3 separate regions of the Homo sapiens genome follow, and regions 1 and 2 are each linked to region 3. The links are chromatin contacts, found by Hi-C or POLR2A ChIA-PET in ENCODE. All regions are on one chromosome and are shown on one strand. The core of a region is the stretch at or near the end of the contact, and the rest is flanking DNA. Distances in the headings are between cores, read along the strand shown.

What was found. A loop is a pair of places that touch in the nucleus more often than their neighbours do. ChIA-PET counts read pairs that join two places held with the same protein, here RNA polymerase II (POLR2A). Pooled maps may share reads with other maps.
Region 1: a loop to region 3 is called in a pooled map, with 2.8 times the contacts of the local background. The contact joins two enhancer-like sites. A Hi-C loop is called at or near these places in 3 of 168 maps with a recorded cell type or tissue (Caco-2, IMR-90 and mammary epithelial cell), 1 of 37 single-sample maps with no recorded cell type and 4 of 50 pooled maps. POLR2A ChIA-PET finds 5 or more read pairs at or near these places in 3 of 52 experiments (AG04450, MCF 10A and PC-3).
Region 2: a loop to region 3 is called in a pooled map, with 8 times the contacts of the local background. The contact joins two enhancer-like sites. A Hi-C loop is called at or near these places in 3 of 37 single-sample maps with no recorded cell type and 10 of 50 pooled maps.

What each region holds. Positions count from the first base shown.
Region 1 is chr1:173,110,378-173,113,757 of GRCh38, forward strand. No RefSeq gene overlaps it. Among named protein-coding and RNA genes, the nearest start is that of TNFSF18, 61 kb to the left of the region's middle. Within about 2 kb of position 1,879, at least 5 of the 41 ENCODE cell types and tissues checked have a DNase peak (open chromatin) inside an H3K27ac peak, as active enhancers do.
Region 2 is chr1:172,638,082-172,641,073 of GRCh38, forward strand. No RefSeq gene overlaps it. Among named protein-coding and RNA genes, the nearest start is that of FASLG, 20 kb to the right of the region's middle. RefSeq lists an enhancer at 456-1,655. Within about 2 kb of position 1,395, at least 6 of the 41 ENCODE cell types and tissues checked have a DNase peak (open chromatin) inside an H3K27ac peak, as active enhancers do.
Region 3 is chr1:172,893,468-172,896,644 of GRCh38, forward strand. No RefSeq gene overlaps it. Among named protein-coding and RNA genes, the nearest start is that of TNFSF18, 160 kb to the right of the region's middle. Within about 2 kb of position 1,889, at least 7 of the 41 ENCODE cell types and tissues checked have a DNase peak (open chromatin) inside an H3K27ac peak, as active enhancers do.

The DNA of each region.
Region 1 (3,380 bases), core at 629-3,128, 220 kb after region 3:
TGTAAACCATCAGGCAAATGCCCTGACTTTAGATTACAGTCATGGCCACTTGCATGTCCTCTAAAAGGCCAAATGAAACCAGCTGCACCTTGATCGTCAATAGTCCAGGGAACATATTTGACTGGCTGCCCTGTAGAAGAGCCCAGAGGAGACTAATGAGATTCCAGAGAATGCTACATGATTTCCATTCATTTGTCTTCTCTGTTGACATGAGATTAGACTTGAAAAAGAGCAAGGGTCGTAGTCAAGAGGAGAAATGGGGAGAGGAAATCCGAAATTCCGAGAATTTACCCAAAAGAGACGGAGTCATTCAAAATATACTATTCAAACTGAAAACTTGTGATGCAGGAAGTAGGAAGCTAACAGTCTCTGCCCTTCCCATCCAAGGAGGTGTGGAGGAATTTTAAGAAAGATTAGACATACCACAGAAAATAAAGAAAGCAGCTAATTTTCTTTGTAGATCTAAGTGCAATGTGAGTCAATTTGTGACTGAGAGGCATTCTCTTCTCTTTTTCCTAGTCAGATGGAAATAAACTACTCTCCCTTCTAGTTGAGCATGGGTTTATGCTCTCTCCAGCTATTCTCTTGTGCACTTCCGTCATTCCCCTTTTCCTCTCTTGTACACCCAGCAGACACACCGGGGCCACAACTCCACCTGGTAGAAGCAAATTTCTGTTTGTTCTCACCACTGGGAATTTCCACGCAAAGCTTTATGATCAAGTTTTATTAAGATAGGCCTTCCATGAGGACTTCAACGCTTCTGTTTCCACCACCTTGATTACCCCCCACCTATTTCCTTTCTCCACCTGAGTGACTTCTACCTGTCCTTAATGAATCAACTTGAACTTGTCTTTTATTCCTCTGAGACAGAGGCCAGTCCTATGGGCTCTCAAGGCCCCTTACCCATGTCTGGCTTCCTCCCTCTAGCCATATTGCATGTGTTCACACACTTCTGTTTCCCTCACTGGACTGTGAGCTCCTAGATGCCTATTCCGTGTTTCATTTGCTTTTTCTCAGCACCTAATTAATATCTGGCAAACAGAAGATACTTATTTTGGTACTTGGTGTTTAAAACTTTTGTTCTGTCTCATATTTTACTACTTTGTCTGTATTTTTTATTCATTCAGAAACATATTGAGTACCTACTATAGGTCTGACATAAAATAAAACTCAATCCTTTAAGTTGAGGAGATTATAATTCTATAAAGCAGATAAATACACCTAATGGAAATACAATGTGTTTAGTACTTTGAGAAAAAATTATTGTGGAAGTAGAACAGACAAAGTCCTAACTTTTATGAAGGATCAAGTCAGCTTCATAGAGAGGATACATTTTATTTGAATCTCCAAAAATGAGCCATGTTCTACAAGAAAAGTATGGGTGGTGTGGGGAATCATTGAACAGTATATGAAAAGCAAGGAAACAGAATTCACGTTTATATGTTTAAGAATTATTCAATCCAAGAGTTGAAAGGATAAGTATAGATTGACTCAACACTTTAGCTGTATGTACTAGCTGGAACCTAGGAGAGTTTGAGTTACAACCTCATGTCCTAGGCCTAAGCTTTCATTGCCAACTTAATATCTAGGTAAAACTACAGACTTAATTATTATTTTTAGACTGCCAGTGTCTTTCATTTACTCATGCCATCATAGAGTAGAAAAGGATTTTCCATTGTCATCTCTTCCGGTTTCCCTGATAATGTGGAATCTTTCCTAGAATATCCATGTAAGGAGGTCATCCTGTAGTCTGGCCCATGTTCTTGCAGTGGTTCCTTTCAAGTAAAATGCTGAAGGAGGACATTTACTGCTTGGTCCCAAAAGCCTTCTACAATCATAAACAGTGGTGTTGAAACAAATGAAGATTGTGTCTGAAGCATATCTGGATTTCCTAACACTGCTTTGGTTTGAGGAAGTGAGTAACAGGAGAGAGGGGAGAGAAGGAAATAGTTATTTTTGTGTGTGTGAAACTCTTGAATATTCAGGTGCATGACATCAGAACAATGTCCTGCTTCTCTATTTCTCTCTCTCTCTCCACCTCTGTGTGCATGTGCATGTATGTGTGTGTCTGTCTATCTATTTGCATAAACTATATTCTACTGTTTCTCTTTCACTGGTTAAGTAAATTTCTGCCTCTTCTGTGCTTTGATGTAACTGTCATTCACTCATTCATTAATTACTAATTCAATAAATATTCACTGAGCACCTCTAATGAAATCTTAACTATAAAAGTAAAGAATAGACTATAGCAACACAGAGTATAGACATCAAAAAATATTATCTAAATATATATATATTTTTTTGAGACAAGAGTCTCACTCTGTCACCAAGGCTGGAGTGCAGTCACACAATCTCAGCTCACTACAACCTCTGCCACCCAGATTCAAGAGATTCCCCTGCCTCAGCCTCCCAAGTAGCTGGAATTACAGGCTCCTGCTACTGCACCCAGCTAATTTTTGTAGTTTTAGTAGAGACAGGGTTTCACCATCTTGGCCAGGCTGGTCTTGAACTCCTGACCTCGTGATCCACCCGCCCTGGCCTCCCAAAGTGCTGGAATTACAGGCATGAGCCACTGCACCCGCCCCTTTATCTGAAGATATATACAGTGAAAGCAAAATAATGTAAGTAAGACAAGAAGGATATCATTAATATACATTTATTTAAAAATTTTTTTTTCAGATGCCAAATGAAAGTTAAAGAACCCAAGTGTTTCCAAGATGAGAGAGGGGAGCCTCCCGAGGGCTGTATGAAGTCAAAGGAAAGATTATGGAGGTAAGGTGAGGTGGGGGAATGTGTCCTGACCTGAGAACTGATTAACAGGGGTGGTGAATATTTACTTTTGGCAGTAAGAGAAGGAGATGTAATTTGTAAAGGGCAGACAGAGGCCTTCCAAAGAGCCAACAATGTTCTAATTTTTGAATGAGGTGTTAGTCACATGAGTATTCTTTTTATGATATCTCAGTAGGCTATTCATTTGTTTTATTACATTTTCTGTATGTGTTAAGTTTCACCATAAAGTTGTTTTGAAAAGAGATTAATATGTGAGTAGACTCTATTCATTAAAAATGCAGGGTTCGCTAAGCCTCCATTATGATACTGGGAAGTCACAGATGAGTAAGACATAGTCATGGCTCTCAGGAAGCTCCCATTCTTCACATCAGAAGGAGGGGGGCGGTGACTGGAGATGAGCTCAGAAAGGTAGTTGGAGACAGGGTCATGAACACTGAGTATGCAATGCTAAGGTACTACAACATTTTCCAGTATATAACAGTGAGCCACTGATGGGTTTTGAGCAGATTGTTGACATGAGATTTTCATTTTGGAATGACAACTTTGGTTATTACATAAAATGTGGGCTGAGGAAATTAGATAAAACTTGG
Region 2 (2,992 bases), core at 145-2,644, 260 kb before region 3:
CAAGCAAAACACTTCTGTGTTTAGCTTGTGGGCTGCTAGCTTGTGAACACTATTCTAGATCTCCAAGGTAACATCCACACGCATTAGCACAGCACACAAGGCCCTCATGACCTGCGGGGGCTACCTTGCCTGGCAGTCCAGCCTCATTTCTCACTCCTCTCTAACATTTGTGCATTCAGCAAGTATTTATTAATGCCTCCTTGTACCAAGTCTATTCTACGTTCTGGGGATGTAGCAGAGAGTAAAACAAAGTCCCTGCCCTCAGGGGGCTTACATTGTAGTTGGAGACAGACAATAAACAAAGAATTGTGTAAAATATCAGATGGCACTAAGTACCATAGAGAAAAATAAAGCCAGGTGAACCCTAGCTGGCAGGTTGCACAACATATCTTGCTCTCTTTTCATGCTCTCTTGTCTGCCTTGAATGACTCTTTTTCCTTTCAGCTTAACTGCCTTCTACCTATTGTATCACTTGGGGGCCTAGCTTGAGGGTTACAACCTCTGACACCTGTGATCCTGCAAGTGTGAAATTGATGACCGCCCTCCTTGCTTGTAAGGTACTTGTGTCTACTCTTACCATACGGTTATAACTGTTTTTTAAAGTTTATAGTTACTTTTCCATATCCCCCACTAGATAGTGAGTAAATTGAGGGTTTCTGCATATTCTTAAATTTTCCACGGATCTTTGTTGACTAAATGAACAGTCTCTTTGGAAAGATCTTCAAGGAAGGAGCTGCTTGGTGGGAGAAGAATTCTCCTGTCCTCTGTTTTTCTTTTCCTTTTCCAATAAGAAAGTTTCTTTCCTCTGCTCTCAAAGCACAAAACTATGCATGAGGTTATTTGAAAACCAAGTAAAAGGACATGGTTTGTGTCCTGTGGTTTGGGGGCTGGTTATTCATGAGTGTGAAATGTCTTACATTTTCAGTGAGTCACAGGAATGCAACTTTACCTGGTTGTGAGACATCAATACACTCATTCTGTTTGCATATTCATACACACACTCATGCATGAAAAAAGATGAAACACGTCCTTTATATCTACAGGCTGGGACTTATCTCTATGCATTTCACTAGGCAGATAAACAGGATGCACACTTATAATCGACAAAAATCAAACACTAAAATCTACTCCTGGCACTGCTCTATATCTACCCAGTATCTTTGACTTTCTGTGTGCTGTGGTTGTGTCTGGCTTCTGCTGCCTGGGCTTCCGGTGTGTGAAGCCTCCTTTGTCTAACATTCTGAGATCCCCTGTGAGTGTGACTGAGGCTGGCTTGGTTTTCTAGAAGACCCAGGAGTGGTTCTCCCTCTGCCCTGCATGTTGCTGCCCTATGGAACAAGATGACGGCTGAATTTCTGTTGCTTGGTGGAGTACACACATGTTCCACTGCATTCTGGAACGCTTGAGCTCTCGAGCCCAGACCGCAGAGTGCTGTGGGCAGATCAGTCTCTGATCTGTCTCATCTCTGGAAACCCTGATTCTCGTTATGTCAGAGCCTCTCCAAAGGAAAGTAACCAGGGTAGAATCCTGCATGAGGAGAGGAGCAGCCTTGGGCGGCAGGTGACTGCCTGTGAAGCTTGTGCCCTGGAAGGTTGGCTGTGGATAAATATCCACCCAAGGGCATAGCATGTGTGTGCCTTGCCTTTTAAGGGAGGGCTGGTTGAGGAACAGGATGGTCTGTTGTGGTTGCAGCTCCATGAGCAGACTAAGCCAGGCTGGCAGGAATGCCCAGAGGGTTCTGAGCAAACTTAGCAACGAGGATTCAGGTCACTTACCAGATTGACCATTTCTCTTTAATTGGTAATTTTCTTCATATGATGCTTCCAATAAAATGTGCCCAAAGGTTTTGTTGTTGTTATTTGTTTAAAAATAAAGCTAAAATAAATGGAGATAATAATTCTTTAAGCCCCATGTCAAATTCAGCCTTCCCCATGAAATATTTCTTCAGTTCCCAACTCTGTTCTTTCCTCCTTCTCCAGTCTAAATATGCCATCTCTCTTCTTTAACACAGTACTAATTTGGAGTCTTCTTAAAGTGTTTCTCGCACTTTCTCTTTTTAATGTAGTTACTGTTACATAAGAACTTCTCAGCTTCAGTGCTGTTTTTCTGACCGTGGACAATCAGGGTTCCTAGACTGACTTGTTCCTCTTTGCCTCCCTGAAGCAGTTAGTGTAGAGCTTTATGCCACAGGAACTCAATAAGCCACGGTAGAACCAAAGAGCTCTTAGCCTTGCACCATTCCCTTGCCCGCTCCTGGTGACTTGATGACCTGCACTGGCCACATGCTAGCAGGATTTCCAGGCAGACTGCCTAAACATTTCAAACAGATTGGGTCATGGCGGTAGAGCACATGGCGTGGCATGAGCTTCAGAAACGTGTTATGCTTAGACTTCCCATGAACTTTATAGCTACTTTACCGTCTGAGAGCTACAGACAATCTTTCCACCCCTGGTAGCTGTGTAACATCCTTGAGGACATGGAATATTTTCCATTTCATTATATCCCCACAATGGTACCTGGTGCCAGGTGCTCAGGAAGTATTGGTGGAGTGGTTGATTAGGTTGCCTGGCTTTGCAGGGGCTTATCAGTCTATAATTTACACCACTGACCTTCCCCCAAACTCCAGGGAGGGAAGAGGGACTGAAGATTAGCAGAAAATCACCCAGGAAAGACAATAAGAAATGAAGGCTTCTACTCAAAAAGTAGGATTTCTAGTAAGTCATGAAGGCTTAATGCTGTGTCTTTGTGAAAGGACTGAAGTCTGCCCTGTTTGTGCTGGATGAAGGCAGGGAAAGAAGGACTTTGAGATCGGGATGTCCATCATACATGATGGAAACTTGGGTTTTAGCAAGAGAGAATATGTAGTGGTGATGAACTCTAATTTCAGGCATTTAGGGGTACCTCTAATTGAAAAATTATATTCTGGGGACCTGGAAAGAATTGTGGGAGTCGGAGGAGGTGAAACCTCAACAAAAGCAGTTTCATATTCTCA
Region 3 (3,177 bases), core at 639-3,138:
GAAGGTAACCCAGAATAGTTGCCTGCATATTTAAAGGACAATGAGGTTTCTGGAACCATGGAGATGGGCCTGGGCAGGAATAGTCTTTTTCCTGAAACGACATGAGCTTTGCCAACAAAAACACAGAACTCTGGTAGCTTAGCCTTATTCTTGCACCAAGGAGAGTAAGGCTGGTCTTTGGCTCTTTGCCTGCTGGTGTTTGGCTCCTTGCCTGTTGATGTATCCTTATCCTAATTAGACCTTCTTTATGCTACAAGGCAGAATCCCAGAGAGGAGGCTGTGCATGAGGTGGGGTTGGGGCTGAGTGGGGGGAAGGTGTCTTTAGTAGACTCCTGTGAAAATATCTTTAAAAGTCTAGAGAACAAGGAGAGTAAAGCTGACTAACATTCAAAAGGACCTCCTAGCATTCCAAGTAAACAGAAACATCCAGATTTCAGTAAAGATTAAGACGAGACTTTCTGATAAGATTTGATACGTCGAGATCACCTTTGTGGCCAGATAACAATAAAACTCTTTTCCTGCAGTAAACTAACTACCTAGGCTACACAAATAATGTGAGAAATAGTTTCCAAAAATAAATAAAAATACTAAAATATAAATTAACATTTACAAAGAACTGCAACCAAATGACCATTAAACAAATACTTTCTGAAGAAAAGATGTAAAATGAATCAAAACATAAAAATTATAAAACAGTCTTATGATCTTATGATATACATAAATTACCTTTATGTTTAAAAAATCAGTAACTGGAAAGTTGTTATTTTCTGCCAATTTGTGATTTTAACCAATTTGTTTTGGTTTGTAAAGAAAGGGGTGGAAGAATACATAGCAAACGGATAATACTGTCCACTTCAGGGAAAGGATCAGCAAGGGACACAATGTTTTATTCGCTTGTATTGGTTTTCAGCCAATTTATGATTTTAACCAATTTGAGCAATTCAGTTGGATGGAGAAATTTTAGCTGTAAAATCAATACGAGAAAGTTGTTCATTTTCCCCAATGCTGATACAAGATCAAAAGACTTTCACATGCATGATTTCCAAAATGACTCAGTGAAATATAGAAATAAGACCTTAGAGCTGATGATTGACTGGTAGAAGGGGGTTTTCATTCTCTTATCTGGTGTAGCATGCCTTTGGATGTCCCTGTGTTTTAGGGCAGTATAAACAGTATTAATACATGATGACTTGGCTGTTGAACAAAAAGGGCCTGAGATATGGGCAATTGTGTGGTGAGAGGTATTCTTCAAAGACAAGCTCTTCAAGATGATTTCCTGCAGAGAATCCTATCAAGCCTGAATGAACAATGCAAGGGGTGACTGTCTTACAAGCTTCAGCGCAAAACATTTTGGTACCACAGTCTGTGGGTTGTTCACCTGCAGGACAGTAGCAAGGTAAGTCATAATAAAGCACTCTAGTGAAAAAAGAAGTGTCCACACAAGCTGAAGAGCAGATATGGGGTGTGTCAACAACACTGTCATATGATATGTGTTCCAAATTTCTTTGGTGGAAACACAGATGCAAAGATATTAACCGAAAGAGAGAGAAAAAGAGAGAGAGCGCGAGAGAGCGCGAAAGCCAGCTGAAACATTTTTATAGATCATTATGATATTAATTCCCCAGACTCAATACCACCAAAACTAGAAAAGGAAACCTGATCAAATTCTTTGCAAATTCTGAGTCATGAAAAACTTGTGAATAGTACTGTACATTTCAGATTACTAAATTAGAGCTCATCGGAGGATTTATATGACTGGTTACTGGTGAAAAGATCAGAGAATGTCCTTTCATCCATCAGTACTAACTGAAAAGGGAGTCGATTTTTTATAAGCAAAGGCAACAGGCTGAGCCATGTGTATTTCCTGAGGTGTTGCTTTGACATTTGAAAGTGAAACTCGACACTAGAAGCTTAGATGCGTCCGGTGAAAAACAATCTGTGAGCTGTGAAACTGCAAAACAATTCTGTGGATCATTCAGTAAAGTCATTTCTTCCTTTGGTTTCCTTTAACAATAGTACTATGATATTGACAAACTTGCTCTATTTGGGTGTTTTCTTTCTATTTTCTATTCTTTTGAGTGTTAATGAATTAAGGTGTCCATGAAATTAAACTTTTGGTGATAGAAATATAATTATTATAACTTTTATATTTACTAAAACTCTCTGCTTAATAAAATTTATGAAGGTAATGTATGTTTGGTGTAAGTCAAACAAATACAAGTGAATAAAATATTGTCTCCCTTGCTGATCCTTTCCCTGAAGTGGACAATATTATCAGTTTGCTATGTATCCTTCCACACTTATATTTATGTCTATAAAATGTATGTGGATTAATTTGCAAAAATGGCGAAGCATTCTTCTCATCCCTGTAGCATCTCCTTTTTGTAGTGCAGCTTTACTGCTCCTCCCACCAAGGAGTGGAGTCTATTTCTTCACCTTTTGAACTTGGGCTTGGCAGGGATGAATTCCTTTATATCACTGGGACATGACAAACAAAAATGATGACAAATGTGACATTGGGACAACAAATATGATGAAAACCACTTGCCTTGGGGCTTGTCATAATCACCATGGGAATTCTATTGTATCCATAGTTATGCATACAGCCCTCTAAATCATGAAACACAGTAATGTGTTTAAAAAGATTTCTGAAGTCATTGGTTTGAAGGAATAGATCTTGTAACAAGTGTTGTGGGATCTTGGGATATATATGCAATAAAATCTCTGAAATCTTTAGCTATTCACCTGTAAATATATGCTTTATTTTTAAGAGGACAAGAATTGTTATATGAGTCATGTAAGAATATATGATCCCTTTCCTTTAAAGGCTTTTGAATATAGCTGAAAAGATGAAGGTATTACAACACTCGCTTTTCATGTTTTTATACTCTATTCTCCATTTCAGCCAGTGCTCCATTCCCACAAATTTCCAAGTTTCCCATGCTTGCTTCGTCTTCTCATCTTGTAGGGACCATATAGGAGAGTGATGTGATAAATTAATTTACACTAACATGACAGGATTTTATTGGTTATTCTTTTGATGTGTATAATTGCCTTTTAAAAGAAACCTGGAGAGAGACTAACTAGAGCTTAATTGAAAGGCATGAAGTGATAATGATGGAATTTTAGGCCATAAATATCTGAATGTTGAAAGTTTACACCCAATTTCTTCCACCT